2 separate regions of the Homo sapiens genome follow, and region 2 is linked to region 1. Evidence: chromatin contacts called from ENCODE Hi-C or POLR2A ChIA-PET data. All regions are on one chromosome and are shown on one strand. The core of a region is the stretch at or near the end of the contact, and the rest is flanking DNA. Distances in the headings are between cores, read along the strand shown. Region 1 overlaps PCAT29 (prostate cancer associated transcript 29). Region 2 overlaps LOC107984788 (a long non-coding RNA gene).

The links. A loop is a pair of places that touch in the nucleus more often than their neighbours do. ChIA-PET counts read pairs that join two places held with the same protein, here RNA polymerase II (POLR2A). Pooled maps may share reads with other maps.
Region 2: a map of CD14-positive monocyte shows a loop between it and region 1 (6-fold over the local background). The contact joins two enhancer-like sites. A Hi-C loop is called at or near these places in 4 of 168 maps with a recorded cell type or tissue (B cell, CD14-positive monocyte, GM12878 and 1 more), 35 of 37 single-sample maps with no recorded cell type and 13 of 50 pooled maps. POLR2A ChIA-PET finds 5 or more read pairs at or near these places in 3 of 52 experiments (activated B cell, activated T-cell and activated naive CD4-positive, alpha-beta T cell).

What each region holds. Positions count from the first base shown.
Region 1 is chr15:69,664,292-69,671,891 of GRCh38, reverse strand. PCAT29 (prostate cancer associated transcript 29) reads right to left here. Exons shown (of 4, transcript NR_126438.1): 2 at 1-152. Among named protein-coding and RNA genes, the nearest start is that of PCAT29, 76 kb to the right of the region's middle. RefSeq lists enhancers at 2,828-2,907, 5,416-5,465, 5,496-5,545, 4,986-5,600, 6,217-6,832. Within about 2 kb of position 3,576, at least 9 of the 41 ENCODE cell types and tissues checked have a DNase peak (open chromatin) inside an H3K27ac peak, as active enhancers do; they include B cell and CD14-positive monocyte, where a contact is called at or near this core.
Region 2 is chr15:69,755,854-69,763,453 of GRCh38, reverse strand. It overlaps LOC107984788 (a long non-coding RNA gene), which reads right to left. Exons shown (of 3, transcript XR_001751592.3): 2 at 7,248-7,298. Among named protein-coding and RNA genes, the nearest start is that of LINC00593, 76 kb to the left of the region's middle. RefSeq lists an enhancer at 2,452-2,521. Within about 2 kb of position 4,278, at least 5 of the 41 ENCODE cell types and tissues checked have a DNase peak (open chromatin) inside an H3K27ac peak, as active enhancers do; they include B cell and CD14-positive monocyte, where a contact is called at or near this core.

The sequences.
Region 1 (7,600 bases), core at 2,327-4,826:
AGAACTCTCTAGATGAACCTCACATTCCTCGGCTTCTGTCATCATAGATCCAGTTTAGCAGATGGCAGGGGCTTCCGATCATTCAGAAGGTATTTCCTGAGCACCTTCAGTGCCAGGCACTGGGTCTCAGCAGAGATGAAGCATCCAAACTCCTGGGGAGTTTCCACTGCAGTGGGGGGACAAAAAAAAAAAGCAAGAAACAATCTAATAAGGATAGTTACCAATGGAGTTACGGGCCATGAAGGTCATATAAGAGGGTCACCTGCCCTGGGGAATGGAGGCCCCCATGAGCGGGGTGGTCTTGATGAGAAAGGGTACCCTGCATAAGGTCAGAAGAAGAGCTGTCTGAGACGAGGAAACAGTCGAAGCAAAGGCCTGGGGAAAGAACGTGTTTGGTTTATTCAAGGGACAGAAGAAAGTGCAGAGTGGTTGGGGCTGAGGGAGCAAGGGCGGGATGTAGGCAGGGCTGCATATACAGCTAGGTGATAACTCAGTGCAGAGAAAACACCACCCATGGGTACCAGCACTCCTGCCCCAGACAGGTCCAAACTCCCCTTCGAGATATCTGCTTGATTTGAGCATCTAAGGGAGCCCTTGCCACTTAATACTAAAGACTTGGAGAACTAAACTGGAAGCTCAGATCGTGCAGATGGCCCACCCCATCCCACCCCTGGCTCCCTGACTTGGGAGGCTCTCTTCTCCCCACCTCCACGTCTCTCTTCCATCAAAAGAGGGCCTGGCAGCTGCTGCTTTGGTGGTGATTGAGATGTGCCTAGCAGCATGTCTGCAGCAACCATCTCCTGGGCTGTGCTCTGCCCCTGTAGTCAGCCACCCAACCCCACTGGGCTTTGAAGCCAGGAGCTCATCTTGAAGGGTTTCTCCCTAGCTCGAGGCAGGCTAGCCAGGGGAAACCAGTGTCTCAGCTGAGGTCCTCTCCTCCCCCTGGGCGTCTGGAAGCACCGACAAACCCTCAGCTCTCAGGGTTAACAAAGTCTGGAGGCAGGGCAGGGACACACAGACTGCAGTGTTCACAGCCACCACCCAAAGTGAGTGATGCAGAAACACAGTCCCCTGTGTGCCTATCAGCCAGATCCAGCCCCTACACACACAGGGCCCAGGGAGAGGCAGGCTTCCTCCAGGAAAGGAAGGCTGGGTCATAGTTGCTGGGGGTGAGAGGGCACCCCAGAGATGCCCCACAAAATGAGCAGGCTGACAAGAGTAATCCCAGTTCATATTAGGTACCCACTATGTGCCAGGCTTCACACTGGGCTCTTGACACTCAAAGCTCCTTACCTTACTGCACCTTCACTCAGCAAGCCTGAGACTCCATGGTTAGTACCACCCCATTTTATAGATGAAGAAACTGAGGTTCTGAGAAATAAACTAACAGCCTTCACTGTGCTAGGAAGTGGCTAAGGGGAGTTGGAGCCGGCCTGCTGCCTCTGCCCCATCCCTGCCTCCTCAAGGCCTAGAGTCTGTGCTGACCCTTTGCCGAGGTCAAGCCCAGGTCAGCTGCGTGGGGTGCAAGCAGGGACATGATCTCTATGATTGATGAGCTTACAGCCAAATTGCAGACACAAGAAAGCACTCAGGAAACGATTCTAGAGGAGGAGAATGTGGGGCTGAATAAGGGAGAAAAGCGCATTGAACTTGGGAGTCAGACAGACATGGGTTGGGACCTGAGCCCTCTGAACCTCAGTTTCCTCACCTGTAAAATGAGCATCATCCTGAGTCCTGCTCAAGGTGGTCCCTAGGCGCCCATGAGTGCTGGCAAATACTCAGCGTGCCATGAGCATTGTACGAATGTTTCCTTGCTTCTTTCTTAGCATTATTTTTCTATTCCTTAAAATAAGCATAGTAAGACTTTGGAGAAGGAAGGACTCCATGTGGCCTGGAATCGTCAGGACAGGTTTCCTAGAGGAGCTGGGACCTGGGCCTCCACTGGACTTGCTGCGTCTGATCTCAAGCAGAGCTGAAGGTGTCATTATTTGCCAAGTACGCCATTGTTCTGAGATTCAGTTTCCTCATTTGTAAATGGAGATAAGCATAACTAATTTACCAACAGATCACACACACAGAGCTGTCCAGCAGGATGGAAGGAAGCGAGGAACCCAGAGATTTGGGTCCAGTCAGAGTTCTGCCACTATGGTGTTACCCTAGGCAGGTCACGTTTTGTCTCTATGATTTTGTCTCCTCATCTGTGAAATGGGAATTTTTTATTTTGAAGTCACTAGGTGAGTCACTTCACCTCCCTAGAAGTTGCTTCCTCATTGGTAAAATGCCTGGTTGTAGCTCTCCACGTTTTTTTCTCTTGGGTTTAAAGCCCCTGTGGCTTGGATTCTAAGCTAGGGCCCACCCTGTCCCCATACCCTCTCCACCCACCATGCCAGCCAAGACAATACACCCTTGGGGAACCATGTTCAGGTCCAGAGAGAGAACAGAAATGCTTCTGGGCCATATCCTCTTTCCAGATGGCCTTTAAGAGAAACAAGAGGCACAGGTAACAAGGAGGAAGAAACTGACCTTGAAAACACTATGAAACATAAGCCAAACTCTCCCAGATAGCTGCTGGCAGGGTCCCCCCACCCCGGCCCCCATCAGCTACAGAGGCACTTCAGAGCACTTCCTGTCTCATTTGGGGCAGGGCTGGCCAGGATGCTCGTGCAGCCCAACCCCAGCCTGGGTAGGGTGCTCTGACCACAGGCCGGTCACATGTAAGGGCAAGCAGAGGACTATTTTTGATCAGTGGTTAGGAGCCAGTGGCAGGTGACAAAACATGGTGAGCGTGAGCAGCCACAAGTGGGCCCTGGGCTCCTGGGCATGGAACTCTCCCCACTCTTGGCTTCCCACTTCCTGGGGTGCATTTCTCTCTTACAGCCCCACCCCACACCACCACCCTCACTCAGTGGCAAACTAAACACTGTCCCTCCTAGCCAGACAGGGGTCTACACCTGGGACACCGTCAGTGGGGTGTTAGGGTTAGGTTGTTTGCCAAGTTCAGGATTGGGACACTCAGCTTTGAGCACCTCCTGCTATATGGAGGGCTCCTCAGAAGGGGAGGTCTGGAGACTTACGGCCTAATTTCCCTAGTCTCTAGAACAGAGCTCCACTTCCTAGGGAGCTTTCTCCAGTGCCCTCCCCACCATTTCCTCCAATATCACCTTCTTCTCAGGAGGAGGGGAAAAGGCCACAGGAGGAAGTAGAGGAGGGTGGGCAGGAGCCAGCTGGGGGATCAAGAGGGATCAGATGAGCACAGAGCCAGCTGATGGGGCTGCACACACCAGCCTCACCCTCTTTCTGCCTCTTCCCTCCTCCTCCTTTCTTCCCCTCATAGACGATAACTGAGCAGCTGCCATGTGCCAGCCCTGTCTGAGTTCCTGCGTATGCACATCTGCCTCACACTCAGACTCTGCACTCTGGCCTGCTCTCCTGCTGAGGCAGAGGGACCCTGTGGCGAGGGAGAGCAGAAAGAGCTCCTCAGCCTATGAAACTGGCCACTACCACAATTTTAGAAATGTGGTCACTGAGGGCCTGAAAAAAAGCCTTGCCCAAAGGCAATCCTCTTGGGACCAAGGCTCCTGCCTGCTGAGGCTGACGAGGTCCTGGCCAGGCAGCACAAATTCCATGCAGGGATGTCCCTGGGGCCCCTGCTGTGCACCCAGCACTGTGTTGGACTGTGGGGACACGGGGTGAGTCAGGCCTGATCTGGGGATGGGGACACAAACACACACAGAGCCAACTCACTCCTTGGTGCCTGAGGAGAAGCCCTGGCGCTGGAGGCACTTAAGAAATGCCCAGTGACCTTTCACACCACAGAGGGCACAAGCCCCCTGAGGTCCAGGGTACCATTGGCTTGCTCTGCCCTGTACCTGCATGTCAACATGGAGCCAGGAGCTGACCTCTGTTTTTGAATCATTAGCTCCTGAGTTGAGGGAATGTGGAGGAAGTGTCTGGGGGTGGGAGTCCAGACACTCATTCAGCGGCTGAGTGGCCCCTGTTCCACTTGGCAGCCCTAACTGCCCCCTCCCCAGCTTCCCCCTTTCCCAGCACCCTCCCACCAGCACCGTCCTGGGCTCCTGTTACTCAGGGTTCAAAAGACCGGAACACGAGCGATGGAATGTCAGGACAGGAGGGCAGAAGAGGGATTCAGGATAGACTAGGTCCTGCAGGGCCCCCACCCCCACCATGTGGCAGCCCAAGGGTATTGACAAGCCTTATGGTGAGCATCCCAGTGCTGAGGTCCAGAGAGGTACAGTGCCTTGCCCAAAGTCACACAGCAAGAAGGGACAGCAGTAGGCCCAGAGCCCCAGTCTCTGCTCTCATCTCAGACTCCACCCACTCTTGCACGCAGGTGGCTTCCCCAGCTGGTTCCACACGCTGGGTGGATGTCCAGGCCTAGCGTTCCTACAGCTCAGAGAGTGCCTGGTCGGCGGGGGGGGGGGGGGGGCGGGAATGGGAGGGTGCAGAGGGGGAACAGGAGAAAACAGAAAGTGCCAGTGATTCACATTTCAAAATGTCGTGTTATTCCAGGCGCTTTCTCGCTTTGCCACCACCTTCATCCACCCCCCACTTGCCATCTTGAGAACCGGCTGCAGGGTGGCTGGGGCGGGGGGAGGAGGAGGCTGAGACCATCATCTAAGGAAGCTGTGTTTCCACCCTGCCCACTGAGAAGCCCGAGGGTGAATGAGCAGTCGGATGAGCACCGAGCTGGGAACCAAGGGGCCTGGGTGCCAGCCCTGGCTTTGGAATTGGTTGTTGTGAGACCCTGAGCAAGTCCCTAGGCCTCTCTCTACTTCCTTTACATACTTCCCCAGCACGTAAAATGGGGAAGTGGGAAGAGTTTGTGGCTCCCACGACTAGTTGCATATCAAAGCAAAACAAAACAGATTCTTGGACTGCATCCCCAGAGATTCTGATTCTATATGTTAGAGATGAGGCCTGGGAGTCTAATTTTAAAGCATACCCCTAAACCCCACCCAACCTGGTGATTCAGTGCAACCAGTCTACCGAGGCGCGGTTAGAGAGTTCCTGGCTATATGCTTCCACGCGGTTTCCAATCATCTCCAGGACTTATTGACCTCCTCCAAAATGCCCTCCTGGATTTACCCAGCCCTCCCTGCCACGTCTAACCCTCCTCACTTCTGGCCTTGCATCCCTGCCCATACTCTCCTACAGCTCCTTAAAAGCATTTAGTCATTTGTGCCTGTGTGTGCACGTGTGTGTGTGTGTGTGTGTGTGTGTGTTCTACGTGAGCTACATGAGCAAGACGAACCTCCCACACAGCACAGAGGAAGTTGCTCAGCACTGGAGCCAGCTAGCCCCACATTTGGAACTGGACTCTGCTGTGCAAAGTTGGGTGACCCTAGGGAAGAGCCCCAGCCTCCCTGGGCCTCCGTTTCCACATCCCTTAGAGGGCCTAGCCAGACCCTGCCTCACAGGGCCACACACGAGACTCCACTAAGGTGGTGTACAAAGACTTGCGGTGGGGCCTGGGGAGGGGTGTCAGTGGCCAGGAAAGCAAGCCGGGTGAATGGTGGACCCTCCCAGAGGGATGTGTGCTACCCTGGGAGGTCTGGACTCCTTCCTCCCAGTGTGTGCCTTTAGGCAGATGGCTGCCAGCGTAGGTCCTCAATAAAGAATGGGTCCACCCCAGTATCATTCGAGGTCCCCACAGGAAACAGAATTCCCCCCAGGTGGCTCAAATGAAGAGACACAGATGGAGGGGCTTGTGACTGAGTTAGGCAGGGTTAAGGAAATCCAAAAGGGATGGGGAGACTCCTGGACTAGAACAGCTGACAGCTGTCCGCAGCCCGCATCTACAGGGCAGGGCAGGATGTCATGGCCAGAGACCAGCAGGAGTGGGGGCCGTGGAGGAGGGGCCGCCCCACAGGAGCGCAGTCACAGAGGGAGGCAGCTCTTCCGAGACACACGTCCCAGAGGGAGAAGCAGAGGAGAAATAGCCCAGCCCCTCTCTCCTCCCACTGTTGCTTCTCATTCTGGTATCTCCCGCTGGCCAAGCCCAGGCAGTGGTCAGAGGCATGGGCAGCCCTTAGAGGTCCCCTCCTGGGGCACAGAGCAGAGCAGAGAAGCAGAGACAGTTTGCTGGCAGGTTGCTGGGAATAGCAGGGCAAACAAACAAGCAGCTCCTCGGGCAGCCTCTGCTGTCTGGGCATGGGAGGTGGGGCCTGGCTTATCAACCAGAAGACAGGTTTGAGCCTCACCACTGCCACAGACACAAAGGGCGACATCAGGAAGTCGCTTCTCTCCAGGTCTCTGTTTCCTCATCCTTAAACCATAAGGGTTAAACTCTGTCCCGAGCCACCTCTTCCAGGCCTGACCTGCACTTCTCCTCACCTGCCTTTTCAAGAGAGGAGAGAGCCCTGCTGGACAGGAAAATGGGCTTGGAGAGGAGGGAAGCGTAGCAAATGGAAAATTAATTCTGGGCGGTAAAGAGCAGAGGCTGTTGTTTGTGATGTATAACTTACTCTTTGTGTCAAACTGTGTACTGTGTATATCAGTGGGATGGCAAGAAAACCGAGATCTATTACTTAGAGTTTAATCTGTTCTCCGTGTTGGAGAAGAGAGAGGGAGGGGGAAAGAAGACTACAACTTTAATCACAGGCCCGACTCAATGTGTCAAGCTGCTCTCGGGTGTGTTAGTAAAATGATGTCGGATCACAGGCTTCCCAGACAGCGCTGCACGCTGCGGCTTTATCTGCCGAGCTGTAAATTAGCACACCTACTTTACGCTCTTCAGGTAAAACCAGTAATTTAGCTGAAAAATACACACACGCACACATGCACACAGAGCATGTTGGGGAGGGCTCAGGAGAGGGGGCTGCCCCCCTTGAGCAAGAAATAGCTAAAAATGAGCAAACCGGGATGAAAATGACACCACGGCTGCGCCTCCTGTCATTAGCGCCTGGGCTCCTGGTGCCAGCCCCACAGCCAGCCCACCTTCCTTTCTACCTGCCTCAGTGCCTCCCCTACCCCTACCACCCCTTTTTGCCATGAACCGTAAATTACATGCTGACACCTTTAATTTGTGCAAAGTATGCCTGGCTGCGCCTGGCACCAGCAGCCGGCTGCTATAATAAGGTCAATCTATATTCATTGTCGCAGCACTTGATGTGCCAGATAACACAGGGAGGCAGCGCGGTGGTGGCTTCTCCGGGCTGGGGGGTGAGGTGGGGGTGCTCACTGCCTCTCATCGCGGCCTGGCACCAGTTGGCTCATCACTTATGCATGGCATGAGCAATGTTATGATTTAGCTAATCACCATCAGTTATTCATCCGATGGCTGCCTAGAGACGACAGTAGCACACGCCTGCCTGCCCAAGCCAGAGAGGGAGGCCCCTGTCCACTCGATGCCACAGAAAGACCACCCAGGGGGTCTGACTGTCCTTTCTGGGGAGTGGCCCCAGAAAGGGAATAGCCCAGGATTATAGACTCCTGGGCTTGAGGAGGAGAAGCTGCTGAGGGTGCCCTGTGGGCAGGCAGGGTCACTGATGTGATGTTTCTGGATCCTAGGGCCCAGCCAGGAATGGGCATCTCACTGATATGTCACACGGCAGGAGCCCAGGCTTTGAAGTCACAGAGT
Region 2 (7,600 bases), core at 3,029-5,528, 91 kb before region 1:
TATTAGTAGTGATGGGCTCAATTTCTAACCTCTGCATGGGCAGGGGATGTGGAATTTGCATACCACTTCTGTATATGCCTTCTATATACCATTTCCTAAAAACAAGAAAGACTACCCACCCCACCTCACTCCCAAAATAACCAAAATGATAAAGCCCAGGCTATTTGACAAGGGAAGTTGAGTCTGTAGTCAAATGCTTAAGAGATTTCTGTTTATTTAACTCTGCTCCATGCATCGCTCTAATAAGGTTGTAGAAGGGACATTGGCCACACCAAAGGAAGCTCTCAGGGGCACTCATAAGCAAGGCTTGTCCAGAGAACTCTTGTGGAGGGCTCAGGCTGAGAGGAAATGTAGGACAAGATGCCCCGGGTCCTGGTCCACACTGGCTGGTCCCTGGGAGCCAGACCATGAAACAGAGAGACATGAACCTCAACCAGCACTGCTCTCTCTCTCATCCAAAAGAGCTTCACAAGGAAGGATATCCTTCAACACCTGTCCGCTCCAACCTCAAGCCCCTCCCTCCCGATCTGCTCCCATCCCCAGCAAGGACATCCTGACCATACACAGAATAAAGAGCTCCCCCTTGAGTGTGAAATGAGATGAAGCCGTACATTTCTCCTACAAGGCCTGGAGTTCCTCCATTATTGATAGACCTAGGAGAGTCAAGCATTATCCTCTCCAGGTTCATCTTTCCAAAGGTATATTTTTCTGAAGGGGGAAAACATATTAAGGCTCATGGATCACAGTGTGAATAAACTAAGCTGTTGGTTGATGCTGTTTCATGCTCTGTCTGAAGGAACCTGGGCAGGTGAGAGCCCTGGCACCTGGAGCCAGCTGGCAGAAAGAGCAGGGGAAGGACAGGGGCAGAAGTAAAACTCTATGGATGTCGTGATTTGATCAGGCACCAGCTCTGCCGAGGACCTCTTGCCTCCTGCAGATCACAAAATCCCAGACTGTCAGACCACAAATACTCTTAGTTCCAACTCTACCATTGGAGATACAGGGAAACTGAGGCTCAGAGGGGCAAAAGAGATTCCATGGCATCTTACTCCTGGCCTATGGTTTTGCTTTTTTTCATGAAGAATTTTTGGGATTCTAGAAGCTGGGATAGTAAGGAACTTTAGAGATCATCTAATTCAGACTCGCATTAAAGATGGCTATGTTCTAGAACTCAGCCGGCCACTTCAGACAATAGGCATGGTGCTCTGATCATCCCTGGAGAACAAACTCACATGAGATATGCATACAATTGCGTACCAGTGACAGCAGATTAAGAACCTGGCCACAGTTATTAAGGATCTACTATAGGCTAGGAAGTTGACAGAAATTATTTCAACCTATATTCTAAACTATCTTTTGAAGGCCATTATAATTATCCTCACTTTATGGTGGAAGACACTGAGAATCAGAAAGGTTAAGTAATTTATTCAAAGTCACAGCAGTAGTAAGTTCAGAATATGGGATTTGAACCCAGGTCTCTGAGACTCAAAAAAAGCATGATTGTGTCATTAACTCCTCATGGTGTTTGTATGAAGACAGAGAGATTGAAAAATGTTGAATTTTACCTCTTTATTATCCCTAATGGTGGAGGAGGTGGTGCTGAAAGGCTGATTGTAGAGTTATCAATCTTATCTATCTTTTAGCGTAAGTTCCTGCTTTCATTGACCATCTTCCCAGACTAGGTCACTTTCTCCTATTACACACCTCAGTATTTCCCTTCACAGCGCTTTTCACAGTAGTGATTTAATTGCCAATGTAATTATTTGGTCAATACTTCTCTCTGTCAATAGACTATAAGACCCATGAAGGTAGGGACTGAGTTCAGAGTCTATCTTGGTCACCACTACATCTTCTGTGCCTAGCACAGGGCCTATACCAAATATGTGCTCATAGTATCTGTGGAACAAATAGATGAATGGTTGGACGGATGGGTGGATAGATGCATGGATGAATGGAAAGATGCATACATAGATAGAAGGATGAATGGATGAATGGACGGACGGATGGATGGATGGATGGATGGATGGATGGATGGATGGATGGATGGATGCCTGCATGCATGCATGCCTGGATGGGTGGGTGGACGGACAGATGCATGGATGGATGGATGGATGGATGGATGGATGGATGGATGGATGCATAAATGGATGGTCAAATGTATGGATGGTTGGATGAATGAATAGATGAATCTCAGCTCACTGATGTCCTGAAATGTGCAGTGACCCAAAGCCCTGGGCTCTGAGAACCAAAGCAGACAGGACTTTGTTTTTGTTTCTGAACACTGCCTGTGTGGTGAGTCACCCAATTTTTGAAAACCACATGCTTCTTTCCACAATCAGGCTGCCCAGAGGGGCCCCCAAGCCTCAAAGAGCATCAGGAAAACACTGCTCACACGCACAATTACTGCCAGTTTCTTATCGTTGCTGCTTTGATGTGCTGTTTGTGAGTCAGAGCTGCTGTTGCCTCAATGCTGTTCCTGTTTCAGCAGCATTCTGACATTTTTTTTTTTTTTTAAAGAAAAAAGTCGGAAGTGGCAGACTCTGTCTTTGGGCTAGGACTACAGACTGTTATTTGATTTGATTACTGCTTCATTTGATTATGGATGGACTCGGGATTGAGGGGGATAAGGATATCAAAGAGAAAATGGTGGCCATATCCCACCTACGCTAAAGTAAAGAGTACCACTCCAGCCCTTTGGAAGAGAACATCCCCAACTCTTCCCCAGCAGATCCACTATATGGAACCCACTGTGGTCAGACTGGGGTCTGGCTATTTCCTGCCACACCCTGAACTTTCTCACTTCCTTTCTTACCTATACATTTCCAGTTGCCAAGAATGTCACCCCTCTCCCCATCTCCACCTCTCAAAAATACCATGCAGCCTTCCAAGGCTAAACTCAGTTACAGCTTTCTCCACTGAGCCTCTTCTGTTCACTGCAGTCAACAGTCTCCTGACCTGCCTGCTCTTTGAGATCTTGTAACATTCACTTCCCATGTGCTAATTTACTCATGTTACTATCTGACGATAATGTGCATTTTGCAATGTTCTGTTGCAATTTAAAGGAAGAAAGTTATGATGTCTTGAGGATAATGGCACTCTTGGGGCCAAAAGAAAGAAGCTGGAGTCCAACTAAGCTACTTTCTTCCTATCTGATCTCTGAGAAGTTATTACCCTCAGTTTGTTCATCAGTAAAATCAGGGTTTTTCTAGACTTGAATATCAGATAAGATAATCGTCCTAAACATGCTTTGTAAACTGTACAATTGTGGTGTATATGAAGAATAATTAACATCATCTTCATCCTTTCCATCATTACTGTCAGCATCATCAGCATCATCACTGCACTTCTATTTCACTTCCCATGTGTTAACATACCTGGATAACACATATTTGTTATCTCCTAAGCTGGACTGTGGGTCTCTCATGGTTAGGGACCTAGCGGCATACCTCTGAACCTCCTTATCTTACACATAGCACAGGGCTGGGTACACCGTTGATATCCAGTGACTGTTTCTCAATTGATTGATAAACTCAGATGAAAATAACTCAATAGGAGAAAGCTATATATGACAAGGAATCTTTCAGAGGTCCTGTTTTATTTCTTCCTTTGTTGTAAAAATAACAAATGGAAAGAAGTACATTATTAAAGTCAGCAACATCTCTCCCCGCACCTGACAAGAATGGTCTTGCACATTTTTTTTGCCATATCCCTTGACAGCACCAGGACACTTCTCATTCCATAGTCTCATCCAACCTTCAAGAGAATCCTTGAAAAGGAAACAGGGAACCGCAGGTGCATAACGTCCCATTCTACAGTCAAGTGAAGTGAGGCCCAGCAACATGATCTCACTTACTCCAAGATGGAGCATTGAGTCATTGGTAAAACCCCGCCCATGAAGGAGGTCTCCTAACTCTTGGCCCTTGGATGTTTTGAGGTGGACACTGATTCCACTGAAAGAGAATTTTCTACCACTAATCAAGGAGACAGAGGTTTTATAAATGATACCTTATTTATTCTTCATGGTGTCCTTGAAAATGACCTATCATCATCTCCTTTGTATCCATGAGGAAACTGACACTCTGAGAGGTGAAGTGACCTGCCCAAGGTCACGGAGAAGAGGTGGGGCCAGGCTCTCATTTCCCAGTACCCACTGAGCACACTCTAGGCATGTGGGCTGAGCCTACTGCCGGGCTGTGAATCTCTCCCCCCTGTTCTCTGGTTCCTTGATTCACAGGAAGTTCAGGTCAACCACATCCTGCCACGTCTTTGCAGACAAGATAACGATCCCCACCACCACCATTCTCTGTCCCACCACAGCCCAGCAAGGGCAGACAGGCTTCCTTTACTCTTTTGATAACCACTGTATGTCACAGCTAAAAGGGGCCTAACTCTGAGTTTCCCTCCTTTAAAATCATCTGGTCCACATGCTAATGGTCCAGAATCCCCAGGTCATCTCTATAGCTTGAAATAATCATTCTAAAGTAGGGGTCCAGGAATCTGTATTTTTAACAAGCATCCTGAGTGATTCAATGAGTGTTCAAGTTTGGGAAACCACTAGTTAAACCCTGCTGGGATGACTTTTCCCTGTCATCCCAGTAGTGTAGGCTGGGTTGTATCTTTGTCATACTTACTGTGTCTGTTATAAGGGGCCACTGAATGCTACTGAATTTGTACTTTGCCATTAAGGAAGAAGGCCTGGAAAGTTAATTAAGCCAGCTTGAGATCTAACCCGTCCAGCTCTGCATAAGCAAGAGGAATGATGCATTTGGAGGCCCTCCTGAAGAACTCCCAGCATGCCAGCCTAAGTCCACATGTTCATCATCTGAAGCCACCTTCTTGGAGTGATCTGGAACTGACCCTCAATCCACAAACATTAACCTTTAGCCCAGCAGTAGGCAAACTACTTCCTACAAGCCAAAGCCTGCTGCTTGTTTTTTGTGAAGTTTTATTGGCACAGAGCCACACCCATTTGTTTATATATTGTTTATGGCTGCTTTTGCACTACTATGGCAGAATAAAGCCTAAAATATTTACTATCTGGCGCTTTACAGAAAAAGTTTGCCAACCCCTGCATTATCCCATCTATCAACCAGCAAAGCTTCATTCCTGTGGCTGTATCAGATGGCCTCTGGCTTTCCCAGTCATGTACCCACAGTATCACAGCAGCAGAGTGCTTGAGCACCTCGTAGGGACTTTAAAAACATGTTGAATGAAGAACCATCACAATGAGCTATTTCAATTTCCATTATGCAAATGAAAAAAATCACAGCTTTTAGAAACATTAATTATGTAAGCCAAGGTCTAAGAGTTAGAAAGTGCTAGAATTAGACCGGGAACAGTGGCTCATGTCTGTAATCTCAGCACTTTGGGAGGCCAAGGCAGGCAGATCACCTGAGGTCAGGAGTTCGAGACCAGCCTGACCAACATGGTGAAACCCCATCTCTACTGAAAATACAAAAATTAGCTAGGCATGTTGGCAGCTGCCTATAATCCCAGCTACTTGGGAGGCTGAGGCAGGAGAATCACTTGAACCCAGGAGGCGGAGGTTGCAGTGAGCCGAGATCACGCCATCGCACTCCAACCTGGGCAACAAGAGCAAAACTCCGTCTCAAAAAAAAAAAAAAAAAGTGCTAGAATTAGAATTTTTATTGATCCCAGGTACAATATTTTGTCCTATCAACTTGAGGCAGTGATCAGGCAGAATCTTGCCGGAAATGTGCAGAAATGGGGCCTAGGGTAGGTCTTTTGGATGAAGGACCTGGATCTTGGGGCTAGGAGAGATGGGAAGGCCCTAGGAAAGAATGAAGAATTATCTGAAAGGATAAGCAGGCCTTGTCCTGCTGGGAAAATAGGTACCTTGAGAATATATTAAGCTAATTCATATTACAGTGTTAGCTTCTTTCTGGACCTGCTGTGACAAAGTTAATGGAGCTTTTTCACCTGGGGGTAAAGGAGGGTACATCAAGGAGCACAGAGAAGGGAGAGCAGAGTGAGTCAGGCACGCTTACCAGAATACGACTCAAACCGAACCAGGTCTCAGTGGTGTTGAGTCACTGGGGCATCAGTCAGGAGCCTGGGCAGCCACCTGGCAGTGGGACTGCGGTGGAGGTGCCCACCCCAGGGGATGCCTGGGCCCAGTGAACATGAAGCCCTTCCCAGCTCTGAGGTTCTCAGAACCCTTTGTGGCTTGAGTTAGCCCTGACACTCTCCCATCCACTTTACGGAGAAGCATTAAAGCCACCGAACACCCCCTCTTGAATCTGATGAGATTCAGCTTTGTCAGACCCACTTTCCCAAGACAGTCATAGAAAATGGGGGATTCTCTGGGTTGGCTGTTTGGAATTCTTCCCCAGATAAATCACGCCCACGAGGTAGCACCAACAATATGTAGTCTCTGTTTCTTTAAAGTGAAAGAGAATATAAAACTGAATGCCAAAGACTCTATTTTGTTGTTTTTTCCTCTAACCTTTATAGTTATCGCACTTACACTGAATTCACCAGGAGGTTGTTCCGTTATAGCATGCATTGATTCTCTCCAAAGCACTCACTTTAGCTTGCAAAGAAACAACTCTACGTTTTTGCACTCATATTTCATTGCATTATGAAATGATGGATTGCATTATTTAATCAGAGTAACAGGTACAGGTTGAGAAGAAATACAAATAGCCCTCAGTAAGCACACACAGCTCAACCAATGGAAACATATGTGCCCAGGAAAACTGGAGAGAAGCTTCAGTTGGAGCTGCTAGCTTCAAGGGTTTAGTGTATCCCAGGCATGGGCACAGTGCTAGCTGAGTAGTGTGGAGAGTCTACATTAATCTAGCAAGCTGGTCCATTGCAGGTTGCTCAAGAGGGCTTCTGCTGTTTAACTGCACGCAGATGCCACAGCCCTTTGTCACGGACAGAGCACTGTCCAGCGTAATCCTCATGGCCCTTTAAGGGAGGCAGAGAAGATTTTCATATAGGAAAAATGAGGATCAGAGGCCTTGAGTGACTTTCTCAGAGACAAATGTGCAGTAATTACCTCCTTCGTGTCTGTACTGCAGGAGCCCAGCACAGAGTGGACACATGGAAAAAAAGGCCACCGTTTATGAAACAGAAGTGATAGAGCCAGGCCCCAAACCAGGTGGATCTGCTTTGAGAGCCCATGTTCTTTCAACTCACTGATGAACATTTGTGAAATGCACACTATTTGTCAAGAATTATGGCTGGCCCAGATACAAAAGATAGGGCCTATTACTTCTCACCTGTTTAGGGCCATGTGTTTTCCAGCTCTTATTTTTCTCCCCACCTTTCTCCTGGAAAAAAAAACAAAAACTTGTTTTAAAAGGCTCAATTCTTCTGTCTCCTTTGGTGTTAATTCTTCTGCAAAATAGCCTGGGAAGAAACAATTGATTTGAATTATGCCAAAGCTTTTCAGAAGTGGGGATGGACAGAGTGCCCCCCATCCAGTCTCACCTTTACTCTCCACCCCATTTCCTACTTCCACCTCCAAGACTTCCCACACTTATGCAAAACATCCTGGCTGAGTCTCACCAAGAGCTCTAGGGGAAACCCTAAACCTCAGAGTGAAATGAAGGGGCTGATTTGCCCCTGGGGA